2 separate regions of the Homo sapiens genome follow, and region 2 is linked to region 1. A link is a contact called in ENCODE Hi-C data. All regions are on one chromosome and are shown on one strand. The core of a region is the stretch at or near the end of the contact, and the rest is flanking DNA. Distances in the headings are between cores, read along the strand shown.

Evidence for each region. Hi-C counts contacts between places; a loop is a spot of excess contacts on that map. Pooled maps may share reads with other maps.
Region 2: a loop to region 1 is called in a pooled map, with 3 times the contacts of the local background. The contact joins two enhancer-like sites. A Hi-C loop is called at or near these places in 2 of 37 single-sample maps with no recorded cell type and 3 of 50 pooled maps.

What each region holds. Positions count from the first base shown.
Region 1 is chr11:77,444,703-77,451,245 of GRCh38, forward strand. The region is part of intron 1 of PAK1 (p21 (RAC1) activated kinase 1); the gene reads right to left. Among named protein-coding and RNA genes, the nearest start is that of PAK1, 26 kb to the right of the region's middle. RefSeq lists enhancers at 4,013-4,783, 4,363-4,792. Within about 2 kb of position 4,434, at least 3 of the 41 ENCODE cell types and tissues checked have a DNase peak (open chromatin) inside an H3K27ac peak, as active enhancers do.
Region 2 is chr11:78,461,920-78,468,342 of GRCh38, forward strand. It overlaps NARS2 (asparaginyl-tRNA synthetase 2, mitochondrial), which reads right to left. Exons shown (of 14, transcript NM_024678.6): 11 at 3,957-4,094. Among named protein-coding and RNA genes, the nearest start is that of LINC02728, 35 kb to the left of the region's middle. RefSeq lists enhancers at 3,551-3,600, 3,771-4,010, 4,121-4,180 and a silencer at 5,407-5,574. Within about 2 kb of position 3,577, at least 8 of the 41 ENCODE cell types and tissues checked have a DNase peak (open chromatin) inside an H3K27ac peak, as active enhancers do.

The sequences.
Region 1 (6,543 bases), core at 3,184-5,683:
GAAAAGCTGCCCACAATAGTATAATATACACAAAAACAACTAAGTAAAAAAACTGAAGTTGTCTTTTTCCTCCAAATGTCCCTGTTTGGGGGATCTCAAAACTCCTTGGTTCCACCAAGATGAATTCACCTCAAGTGTCCTCTGATGGAGGTCTGAATACTGCAAGGACTTATCCCACAATATCTCTACTTCTCTCTGCTAATCCAAATCCTACCTGACCAAGTTCTTTTCCTGACCATCCAGCCTACTGTTATGGGTTGAATTGTGTCTCAAAAAAAAAAAAATGTTAAAATCCTAACCACCAATACCTTAGGATTGACCTTATTTGGAATTAGAGTAGTTACAGACGTAATCAAGTTAAAATGAGGTCATTAGGGTGGACCCTAATCCAATATAATTGGTGTCCTTATAAAAAGGGGAAATTTGGACACAAGAGACAATCACACACAGAGATAAGATTAGGTGAAAGGACAAAGGGAAAAGAAGCCATCCATAAGCCAAGAAAGGCCAGAGGGTAACAGAAACTAGGATAGAGGCCAGGCACCTCCAGAGGTGGACCTGCAAAAACCTTGATTTCAACCTTCTGGCCTCTAGAACTGAGAGACCACAAATTTCTGTTTTTCTAAGTCACCCAATCTGTGGTACAGCAGCACTAGGAAACTAATACAGCCACCTTTCTCTAAACTACTAAAGTTTGTACCCAGTTTATTTGGTGGCACTGTTCAATTTATTTTTAGTGTATATATCCTACATTCTTAATGAAATCAAAGTTTTTTAAGGGCAGAAACACTATTTTATACTTCTTTGGTATCATCTACCATTCTTAGGGAAAAACTGACCTCAGGCAAGGTATTCAGGAAACATTTGCTCTCTTGATCACTTTCTGGAAAATGTTCAACAACCACTGTTGTTTTAGAATGTGATAACCAGAAAATCACTTTTCCTACTTCCCTAATTCTGTTTCACACCGGAGTGAGCTATTTAAAAATCTACATTTCTCTTCATGAGCTTTTTATATACATAATATCTATCACATATAGAATCATGGACTGTTTGGGGCCAAGAGAGAGCTTAAAGATCATGTAGTGCAATCCTGAAGCGGTATCTTCTTCAACTTACAGATACCACTTCTCCCTTCTTGATCGTAAATGCCCTATTCTCCCTTGTCCGTTGTATTAGTTATTGATTTACAGGGCTCCTTCTCATCACCCCACCCCCACTATACAATAAGCACATTCAGGGTTGAAACTGTCTCATTCATCTTTATATCTCCAGTACTTATCACAGTTCATAGTACATGCTCAATCAACAGTTCCTAAAGTATTATTTTCTCTTTCTTTGCCACTAGTCTGCAAGCTTCTCCAAGAAAGGAAGTGAATCTTAGTCATCTTTGTATCTCTAGGGTCTAGCACTAGCATGCAGCAGATAATAAATATAATATTTGTTGTTCATGATATTAAAATGTTTGACTCACTGTCTCTATGCTAGGCTGTGCTGGCCTATCCTTTATTAAGAAGCTCAGACCCAGGCTGGGCACGGTGGCTCACACCTGTAATCCCAGCACTTTGGGAGGCCGAGGTGGGTGGATCACCTGAGGCCAGGAGTTCGAGACCAGCCTGGCCAACATGGCGAAACCCTGAATCTACTAAAAATACAAAAATTAGCCAGGCATGCTGGTGCAGGCTTGTAATCCCAGCTACTCAGGAGGCTGAGCCATGAGAAACACTTGAACCCAGGAGACAGAGGTTGCAGTGAGCCAAGATCATGCCACTACACTCCAGCCTGAGTGAAACAGCGAGACCCTGTCTCAAAAAAAAAAAAAAAAAAAAAAAGAAAGTTCAGACCCAAGGTCATATAGTTAATAGATGATGGAGCTAAGATTTGAATCCAGAACATCTCATTGAAAGGTCTATCCTCTCATGTACTTTCATGGTAAAGTTTTTATAACTCTAGATATAAATGCAACTTCAGTTTTCTATTGGTTTAACTTCCTTTGAAGTTTGTTTCTAGTTAAAATTGGCAGATTGAAAACACATTTACTTATGTTCCCTCCCAAAATCACTCTAAAATGATGGTAAAGCTATAAAAGAGGTATGAACCTCAACAATAAAGAGAATGGGTGAGGGGACATCAGACGGTAAGAGATTTCAAAAACTGTTTAGAATAATAGTGAATAGGGGAGCTGTGACAAAAAGAAAAAAAAAAAACAAAAAAGGAGAGCAAAAGAAGCTGTAATCTAGAGCCTTGCATAGTCCCTGAGCAGCAAAGATGTGTGGTCCCTGTACAACAGGATCCCTTCACCTGGAAAGAATCACTGGATTAAAACACATAAAGACATAGGAAGTATAAATCATTTACCCAAAACCACACAGAGATAAGAAGAGCTAGATCCTATTTTTGTTACCTTTCTATAACACATCCGCTATTAGCCAACTTAAAAGAATATAGGATGAATCAGCAGCCCATGCCACAAAACAAGGAGGCAGAGGTGTTTCCCAGGGTCTACATTTTGGCCTTCTTTACCAACTCCAAAAAGGTCCTTTGTGTTTGGGCTCTCCCTGGTGAGAACCTGTTCAAATAGTTGGGATAAGAATCCCATTATTCCCATTGTCTGATTCTATAGCTCTGAAAGGTAGGTTACCAGCACCTAACAAAAATAGGACAAAACTTGGAGGCGAAAGATTTCATAAGCACTAACACTGTTTCAAGTCAAAGCTGAGCTCATCTATCTTGCCCGTGGTAGTGTGAGAGAAGCAGCTTTTCATCCCTTTTTAGAACAGAACATGTCCAAAGGTAGGTGTTGTTATATCTGCTAACAAGATGAAACAGATTCTTTTTTTTTTTTTCAGGGGAAGTCTCGCGCTCAGGCTGGAGTGCAGTGGCACGATCTCAGCTCACTGCAACCTCCACCTCCCGGGTTCAAGCGATTCTCCTGCCTCAGCCTCCCAAGTAGCTGGGATTACAGGCGCCCACCACCACGCCCAGCTAATTTTTGTATTTTTAGTAGAGACGGGGGTTTCATCATGTTGGCCGGACTGGTCTCAAACTCCTGATCTCAGGTGATCCGCCCACCTCAGCCTCCCAAAGTGCTGGGATTACAGGCGTGAGCCACCATGCCCAGCCAAAATAGATTCATTTTAAAATGCCAAATTACAGAATTGCCTACAGTTGCAATTAAGGCATTAATAACTCTAGGGCTATTTCTTAATACACAATTATGAGAGTACCACAGCTATTTGCTCCTCATTCCACCACACTCCCATTTGAACTCTAGTCCATCACTGCATTAAACACATCTACATACTCAATTTGTGTGTTTTTGATGTGCACAGAAAGAATACTGAATTAGGAGTCAGAAGAATAGTTCCAAACACAACTCAAGCTTTGGAATCAGCAAGCTTGGGTTTGAATCCCAATTCTGTCTGAGTTACCAGCTGTGAGATCAGAAATTAATCATTTAATCTCTCTGGACCTCAATTACCTCATATGTAAAATGGGAGACTCATATGGGAAAAAATGGAAAAATATGTCAGAGACCTGTTGTGAGGATTGGGAATATTTATTAGGCAACTTGCACAGCAGTAAGTTACTCAATGCGTGGTACTTTCCTCTTTTATTGACCACCTGGTATTTGCTACGTATTTCTAACCTTGGAAGGGTTGTTTTGAAGAAGTGTTTAAGGAGAGGTAGAATATACAAATTACATTAATTACAATACAGTACAACACAAAATATAACACAGTACAAATATAATATAAGAAATGATGTCATAGCCATTACAACAGAGTAACACATAAACACTGAAGGAAGAAATACTAATTCTGCCTGGCACAGGAGGACAATGTCAGAGAAGGCATCAGAGACAGATATTTGAACTTGGTCTTGAAGGTTGTTGAGTGTAAGGACAGCAAGCAAAGGAAAACATGTTAAACAAACAAAATGCTATGAGACCCAAGTTAAGGGAACATGAGAAAGAATGTTTGGCTTATTTCAGCAATAGTGTGAAAACTTACAAAGAAGTGATAGGTTATACAGAACCAGAAATAAGATTAGCATGAGGAAGGGACTACCCATGGGAAGTTTTTTGTGGAAAGCAAAGTGGTATAATAGGCAAAAAGAGGTAGTCATTTGAGAAACTCTTGAAACTATTTAGCTGGAGAAGAACAGTAATAAAATCACTATTGTGATTATAAAGAATTGTCATGTGGAGGAAAGGTTGAATTCATTTTGTCTGACCCAAGGGACAGATTTAAGAAGGTGGATAGAAATTAAAAAATGATATTATACAAAAATGGCTAAGGAATATTAATGATATACAGGGTGAGTGTTTGAAATTTAAAAGAAAATGTCCCTCCTGTACGTTTTGAAATTAACCCAGAAAGCTCGAAAGAGAAACTCCTTCAATCTTAGCCTGGGCTAAGAACCCCAGGCTTTCTCTTCCTCTTTGGGGACAAGACTTGACTTGATGGGCCTTTGGTGCAACCAGGTTTGAGGAAGGTGCTTCCACCACTTCCTGAGGCCTTACACAATTCAATTCAACCTCAAAAGGGAACACTAGCCCACACAGAAACAGCTTAAAAAGAAAACTAAAGAAGGCAACGACTTTAAAGGAAACTAGGCAGTGCGCTTAAAGAGAAAAGGGCAATGGGAACAACATGAACATCAGAGGCATCAACTATCTGTTCTCATGTTAATGAAGGAAGGAAGAGCAGCAAGACCATTCAGTTCAACATCTCACTGTACACATAGAGAAACTGAAGCCCAGAAAGGGGATAGGGCAGGTAAAGCCAGGCATGAAAACAACTTAACATAAAACGTTAGAGTTCAGGCAGACTCTTTTATCATCTCACTTTTCCTCAAAATAACACAGTGAAGGAGGTGTTATTTTCCCAATGAGACACGAAGATCTTTAAAGCATTACAATGTTTGTGTTAGTTTTCCTTATGGGTTGCTGGAATGAATAATGCTTTCCTTTTCAATCCTATAGGTAAAAAAAAAAAAAAAAAAAAAATCACCCTAAGGACTGGAGCTTCTCCAGGGAAATAATGTGGACTAGGAAACAGTTTCTCAATACCCTCACCCCAATTCCCCTATTCTATCTAGGACTTTCCAATGTATTACATATTCAATTTTTTAAAAATTCTGTTTTAGCCCCTGTGCTGAGAACAGGGAGCAAAAATTCAATCAGACATGCATCTTCAAGGAGCTTCCCATTCTGAAAGCATAGACAAGCATGACAATCAATGATTATCTTTTAGTCATGAAGACTTGGTTTCAAATCCTGGGTCTGCCCTTTACTAGCTAAGGCAAGTCATTTCCTTTCATCTAAACTTCAGACTCCTTTTCTGCGAAATTGAAGGCAATACCCTCAGTCTAACTCAAAGTATTAACTTGTGAGTATTTGGAAAGATAATTATTTAAAGCACCCAGCAGAATGTCTGATCCACAGTATATATGCTCAGAAGGTATTTACTGAATTAATGGCTTACATAAAAGTATCAATTCTAGGGGTAGAGTTGGGAAGAAAGAACATCCCAGCATTATGTTTTCTCATAACCCTGGACCCACTGAGAGAATGATGTTTACCTGATCATGTGGGTTTCATGCTCCCCAACTCTTGTGCATTAAAGCCACAAATACCACCCCAGCATTAAAAACCCGAAAGAACCTGGCAGGTCCCACACAATGACTAGGGATGAAGGAAATAGCTGTCTGGCCTGACCATATTTGCAAAGGGAAGTAGGCAGCAGAGCAAGGCCTAAAAAACCCAAGACCTGAAATCCTGCAAATCCTTATGATTAAAGACTAGAAAATCCTTGTTAAATACAAATATCTCTGCAAGGTGAAGCTGGGGTGAAGAATTAGGAGCCATTAGGGATTTATGGAACTCTATGGGCCACAGAAGTTCTCCACTTTAGATAGATATTATTTCAAAAAAATACATTGGCATATCTACTGTGGGTCAGGTGTTGAAACAGCAGAGGACTTAGACATGGTTCCAGTTTTTGAGACACTTAGAATAACAGAGACAGAGATCACAATGAAAAATGGTTTCACCACTAAGGTCCTGACATACTGCTATTCAGTGGGCTGCAACTGCCTGCAGAAGTGACCCAAGTTTCCCAGTTACCAAGTTTCCTCCTCCTCTTTTTCAATCCATTTACCACAAAACCTGCCATCTCTAGAGGCCCTTCTCTGGGCAGAAGAGCTTGCCTATGTGCCACAGGAGTTTAGAATGGAAATCTGACTAACAGCAAAGCTCATACCTTACACCACCTATAGCCTCTGGAATCAAACTCCACAAAACACTTTAAAACCACAGAACAAGAAGTTCTGATGTATTTATTTTAAGACTTTAGGGAAACCATTTGAGAAGACAGAACTAAGTCTTCTGAGAATATCTCAAACATTTACTGACTACCTATTATGTTCCAGCCACCACTTTGATTCTTTATAATGGGGTTCAAGACATGCTACCCCAAAATATGACATCTTAGCATATGAGAAAACAGCAGACGCAAGAAAGTATTCTCACTCTCAGCT
Region 2 (6,423 bases), core at 2,327-4,826, 1.0 Mb after region 1:
TCCAGCCTGGAAGACAGAGCAAGATTCCGTCTTTTAAAAAAAAGAAAAGAAAGAAAGCAAAACTCATTAAGAGATTACAGAATATAGACACAATGCTATAGTTTCGCTAATTCGCAACAAAAATCCAAAAAAGGAAGGCTCAAAGTAGCTGGGTAACCCAGAAAAATCTTTATAGAGAAGAAAATTCTTAAGCAAAGTACTTAAGTACAAAATTGAGTGACTGAAAGATGCTTAATCTAGGGAAATTAAATGAGAAAAATACATGGTGTGTGTGTTGGAGGGGGAGCTGGAATTGGAATGGGCTGGAGTGATGAAAAAAAGCCAACAGATACAGTCTTCTGTTTTGTAATATAGGCTCAATACTAAATTATGTAGGACTAGATAATCTAGGTCCTAATGTCTCCTTTTTGCTGGCAACCTGGGGGCCAATTACACTAGAGGGTTGGTAGAAAAAAGAGAATATAAGAATCATACATCAATTATGTTGCTCACTAGTTTTGGATGATTTTGTGTGAAAGGTGAGGATGAGTAAAATAAATGGCTAAAAAGTAATTTTATATTATTTGTGATTTTTAGGCAGTTGGAAGAAGTGGAAAAAAACACAGACTTTATAAAACAGTCTGCAGTCTAGAAAAAAATACATATATTTTAAAAATACACTTTAAAGCTAAAGAGAATCAGGAGTGAATACTAACTACTTACTATCTACGTAGCTTTGGAAATGCAATCTATCTCTGCACTCCAGTTTTTCATTTATAAAATGGGGAAACAAGCTTCTAAGCAAAGTTGTTTCTGGATTTAGAGATGAGATGGTAGTGCTTGATTCCTAAGCATCTAGTAAACGGTGGCTAATACAGCTGTATTAATACAAAATGAAAAAACAGGAAATACAGTCAAACAGATAACCCTGTATACCTGACAGGGACATTCTGTTTACTAGTGGGCCCTAATCTACATTTTTGTATATTTATCCACAAATAAGTGAAAAGCATCAGACAGTAAAGTGTAGTTTTTGGGCCTATTTTGAAATCAATATAATCTGTCTCATAGACTTTTACAACTAATAATATTACATATATAACTATTCAATAAATATTTAGAAAAGTAAAATATATTCTTACTTTATATTATTGCCAACTTTAAAATTTAATTATTTGTTTTTCACATAGGGGGCTCCCTCTGTCGCCCAGGCTGGAGCACAGTGACACCATTATGGCTCACTGAAGCCTCGAGTTCCTAGGCTCCAGTAATTCTCTCACCTCAGCCTCTTGAGTAGATAGACTACAGGTGCACACCACTACACCTGGCTAATTTATTTTTTGTTGAGATAGGGTCTTCCTATGTTCAACAGGCTGGTCTTGAATTCCTGGTCTCAAGCAATTTTCCCACCTTGGACTACCAAAGTGCTAGGATTACAAACGTGAGCCACTATACCTGGCCATGTTATAGCTAATTTTGTAAAAACCAAAAGAATAAAAAAGGCAGGCCAGGTGCAGTGGCTCACGCCTGTAATCCAAGCACTTTGGGAGGCTGAGGAGGGCAGACTACCTGAGGTCAGGAGTTAAAGACCAGCCTGGCCAACATGGTGAAACCCTGTCTCTACTAAAAATACAAAAATCTGATGGGTGTGGCGGCACACGCCTATAATCCCAGCTACTTGGGAGGCTGAGGCAGGAAAATCACTTGAACCTGGGAGGCAGAGGTTGCAGTGAGCTGAGATCACGCCATTGCACCCCAGCCTGGGTGACAAGAGTGAAATTCTATCTCAAAAAAAAGACAACTATAGTTAAGGTCAAAAAAAAAAAAAAAAAAAAAAAACCACAGGACAAGAAACGGTAAAGGGATGAGAGAGACAAAACAGGCAGACAGAGAAGAGACGGTCAGACAAGAGCTGAGACAGGGAAAATCTGCCTAGACTGCCTGTATCCCTTCATAGCCCTCCCCTCACTATTTCTATTTGATAGTCCAAACCAAAGCAGTCTAAGCCTCCTCCTGCTCTGCCAAGCCAGCTTTTCCTTTGCCTGATTGTGCAGTGTCCGGAATTGGTGGGTTCTTGGTCTCACTGACTTCAACAATGAAGCCGCGGACCCTCACGGTGAGTGTTACAGTTCTTAAAGGCGGCGCGTCCGGAGTTTGTTCCTTCTGATGTTCGGATGTGTTTGGAGTTTCTTCCTTCTGGTGGGTTCGTGGTCTGGCTGGCTCAGGAGTGAAGCTGCAGACCTTCGCGGTGAGTGTTAACAGCTCTTTAGGCGGCGTGTCTGGAGTTCTTCATTCCTCCCGGTGGGCTCGTGGGCTCGCTGGCTTCAGGAGTGAAGCTGCAGATCTTCGCGGTGAGTGTTACAGCTCATAAAGGCAGTGTGGACCCAAAGAGTGAGCAGGAGCAAGATTTATTGCAAAGAGCGAAAGAACAAAACTTCCACAGTGTGGAAGGGGACCCGAGCGGGTTGCTACTGCTGGCTCGGGCAGCCTGCTTTTATTCTCTTATCTGGCCCCACCCACATCCTGCTGATTGGTAGAGCAGAGTGGTCTGTTTTGACAGGGCGCTGATTGGTACATTTACAGTCCCTGAGCTAGACACAAAGGTTCTCCACGTCCCCACCAGATTAGCTAGATACAGAGTGTCCACACAAAGGTTCTCCAAGTCCCCACCAGAGTAGCTAGACAGTGTCCACTGGTGCATTCACAACCCTGAGCTAGACACAGGGTGCTGATTGGTGTGTTTTCAAACCTTGAGCTAGATAGAGTGCTGATTGGTGTATTTACAATCCCTTAGCTAGACATAAAGGTTCTCCAAGTCCCCATCAGAGTAGCTAGAAACAGAGTGTCCACTGGTGCATTCACAAACCCTGAGCTAGACAGAGGGTGCTGTTTGGTGTGTTTACAAACCTTGAGCTAGATACAGAGTGCCGATTGGTGTATTTACAATCTCTTAGCTAGACATAAAGGTTCTCCACGTCCCCACCAGACTCAGGAGCCCAGCTGGCTTCACCCAGTGGATCCCACACTGGGGCTGCAGGTGGACCTGCCTGCCAGTCCCGCGCCATGCGCCTGCACTCCTCAGCCCTTGGGTGGTCAATGGGACTGGGCGCCGTGGAGCAGGGGGCGGCGCTCGTCAGGGAGGCTTCAGCGACACAGGAGCCCACGGAGGGGTGGGGAGGCTCAGGCATGGGGGGCTGCAGGTCCCGAGCCCTGCCCCACGGGAAGGCAGCTAAGGCCTGGCAGGAAATTGAGCACAGCTGCTGCTGGCCCAGGTGCTAAGCCCCTCACTGCCCGGAGCAGGTGGGGCCCGCCGAGCCCACACCCACCTGGAACTCGCACTGGCCCGCAAGCACCGCAGGCAGCCCTGGTTCCCGCCCATGCCTCTCCCTCCACACCACCCCACAAGCTGAGGGAGCCGGCTCCGGCCTTGGCCAGCCCAGAAAGGGGCTCCCACAGTGCAGTGGCAGGCTGAAGGGCTCCTCAAGTGCCGCCAAAGTGGGCGCCAAGGCCGAGGAGGCGCCGAGAGCGAGAGAGGGCTGTGAGGGCTACCAGCACGCTGTCACCTCTCAGTGCCACTGCTCTCATCTCTTGCCCAGTATGCCTTCCCTCCTAGGAGTCTCCTAACCAGTACTTCACCACAGACTAACAAGCTTGGTATAGCCATACAGTGTTCTAGGCCACTTCCTCTCAGTCATTACAAAACAAAACAAAACAAAATGAAACATAACAAAACGAAACAAAGAAAACCTAGATTTGCACCTGCTAAACTAAGAAGAAGACCTTGTGACAGAAATGAGGAAGTACGTTTATAGAACACTGGGATCTTCTTTGGGAAAAATTTTTAAGAGATGTCTTTGAAAAACATTATCATTTTAAGAGATAGAGTGATAGATGACATTTAAGAAAAGATCACAAAGGCTAAATGAAAAACCCAACCTAAGAGGACTAACCCCAATTTATTTAGTATCTCTTCTTACCGTGTGCTGAGGGCCATCTTCATTATCCCTCATGTAGAAAGGCTTGAGTGTTAATGGATAATTAATAACGAAGACAGGTATGTTGCCACAGTGCTTCACCAGGTACTTTTCATGTTCAGTCCGTAGGTCAGCACCCCACTGTAATGAGAAGAAAGAAATGACCAAAAGAGGAGACAGAGGTGAAATATACAATTAAGCAGCTGAAAATAACCTGCATCAATTCTAAGGGCTTCATCTTCCTGAGGCTCCATGTGTGGAGCTAGCTGCTAAGGTTACACAGCTGACTAAACAAGAGAGAGATATTTGTTAACAAGAACACCTACAGGCCTGGAAAGATGAAAGCTGAGGCCAGTAGATAGACACTATGCTTACTGTGTCCCCATTGCTCCCCCACCCCCACCCCCCAGGAGCAGACAATACAGCACCTGCAGGAAAACAAAGTCTACTTTACAAGGAGATAAAAAAAAAAACCTGACTTCAGAATCACAATTTTTAATAGTGCCTACAGCTTCTTCCACGTTATTGTTCCTAAGTCTCAGGAAATTAAATGATAGAAGATAATATTCCTAATATTGAGCCTATCTTTGGCTAAATGACTTCTCTTGGTGACTTTTGTTTTTTTTGAGACAGAGTCTGGCTGTGTCGCCCAGGCTAGAGTGCAGTGGTGCAATCTCGGCTCACTGCAACCTCTGTCTCCCGGGTTCAAGTGATTCTCCTGCCTCAGCCTCCCAAGTAACTGGGACTTCAGGTGCCCGCCACCATGCCCGGCTATTTTTTTTGTATTTTCAGTAGAGATGGGGTTTCACTACGTTGGCCAGGCTGGTCTTGAACTCCTGATTTCGTGATCTGCCCACCTTGGCCTCCCAAAGTGCTGGGATTACAGGTGTGAGCCACAGTGATGGCCGGTGACTTCTTTTTAAATAAAAAGAGTCAACTCATGTATGAGATGCTCTTTGATGAATATTTATTAACTCTGTTCAATATATTTATTAAGCAAATACTAATGTGCCTATTAAATTCCAGGTACCATATGATATACTGGATATAGTGGTAAGAAAAAGTTATAATCCCTGACTTCATGAAGCTTCCAGGGTTAGGAGAAAAAGAAATGAAAACTTACACAAAGAATTGATCATAAATATAACAAACAGAGGTTACTTTTGTAATACATAAAGATCTGACTTAATTGGGATTGAACCGGTACAAGGAATAGTTTAAACACAAAGGTTAACATTATCTTATTACTACCACTTGTTTGGCAGTATCTTAGTTACAGGAAAAAATAACTGGAATAGGAAAAGAGTTTTGCCTCCAACATTATACATATGTCCATTGACAGACCATGTGGTCTCTCTGGACCTATATCATTGCCAATAAAATAAAAAAGCTCTGGCCAGGCATGGTGGCTCATGCCTTTAATCCCAGCACCTTGGGAAGCCGAGGAGTGCTTGAGCACAGAAGCCCGAGACTAGCCTAGGCAACATAACCCTGTCTCTACAAAAAATAAAAAAATCAGCCAGACCTGGTGGCACGCACCTGTAGTCCCAGATAGTTGGGAGACTGAGTTGGGAGGAATGATGAGAGCCTGGGAGGTGGAATCTGCAGTGAGCCATGTTTGCACCACTGCACTCCAGCCTCGGCAACACAGAGAGATCTTGTCTTTCAAAAAATAAATAAATAAATAAATAAATAAATTAATTAATTAATTAAATACAATAAAAAATAAACAAAGGAGTTCCTTCACAGAAAGAGAGAGTTGTACAGTGGTTGTCAGGGGTCTGGGAATGGGGCAAATGAGGTGATATTTGTCAAAGTGTATACACTTTCAGTTATAAGATGAACAAGTTCTGGGGATCTAATGTACAGTGTGGGTAATGACAGATGTGTTAACTAATTTGATTATGATAATCTGTTACACAATGTATACATGTATCAAATCATCATGTCGTATACCCTGAATATATACAATCTTCTTTTGTTGTTGTTCTTCGAGACAAGGTCTTTCTCTGTCACCTAGGCTGGAGGGCTGTAGTCGATCATGGCTCACTGCAATTTTAAACTCCTGGGCTCAAGCAATCCTACCTTGGCCTCTTAAAGTGTTGGGATTACAGGTGTGAACTACCACACCCGGCCTATACAATCTTTGTTTATCAAGTAAGTATTGAAAAAAAAAAAAAAAAAAGAATTCTTGGCTGGGTACTGAGGCATGCTCCTCTAGTCCCAGTTACTTGGCAGGCTGAAGTGGCGGATCCCTTGAGCCTAGGAGTTCAAGATGAGCTCAGGCATCATAACGAGACCTCCATCTCTTAAATATAAAGTTCTTTAAAAGCAAAACAAACAAAAAAACCCCAGTATTTTCCAGAGTGGCTCATAAACTAAAAGGCTCCGTAAAGTTCAACTGAAAAACAAACCTGCTTCTGCAAGCACTAAATCTGAAAAAAAAAAAAAAAAAAGAAAAAAAAGAAAA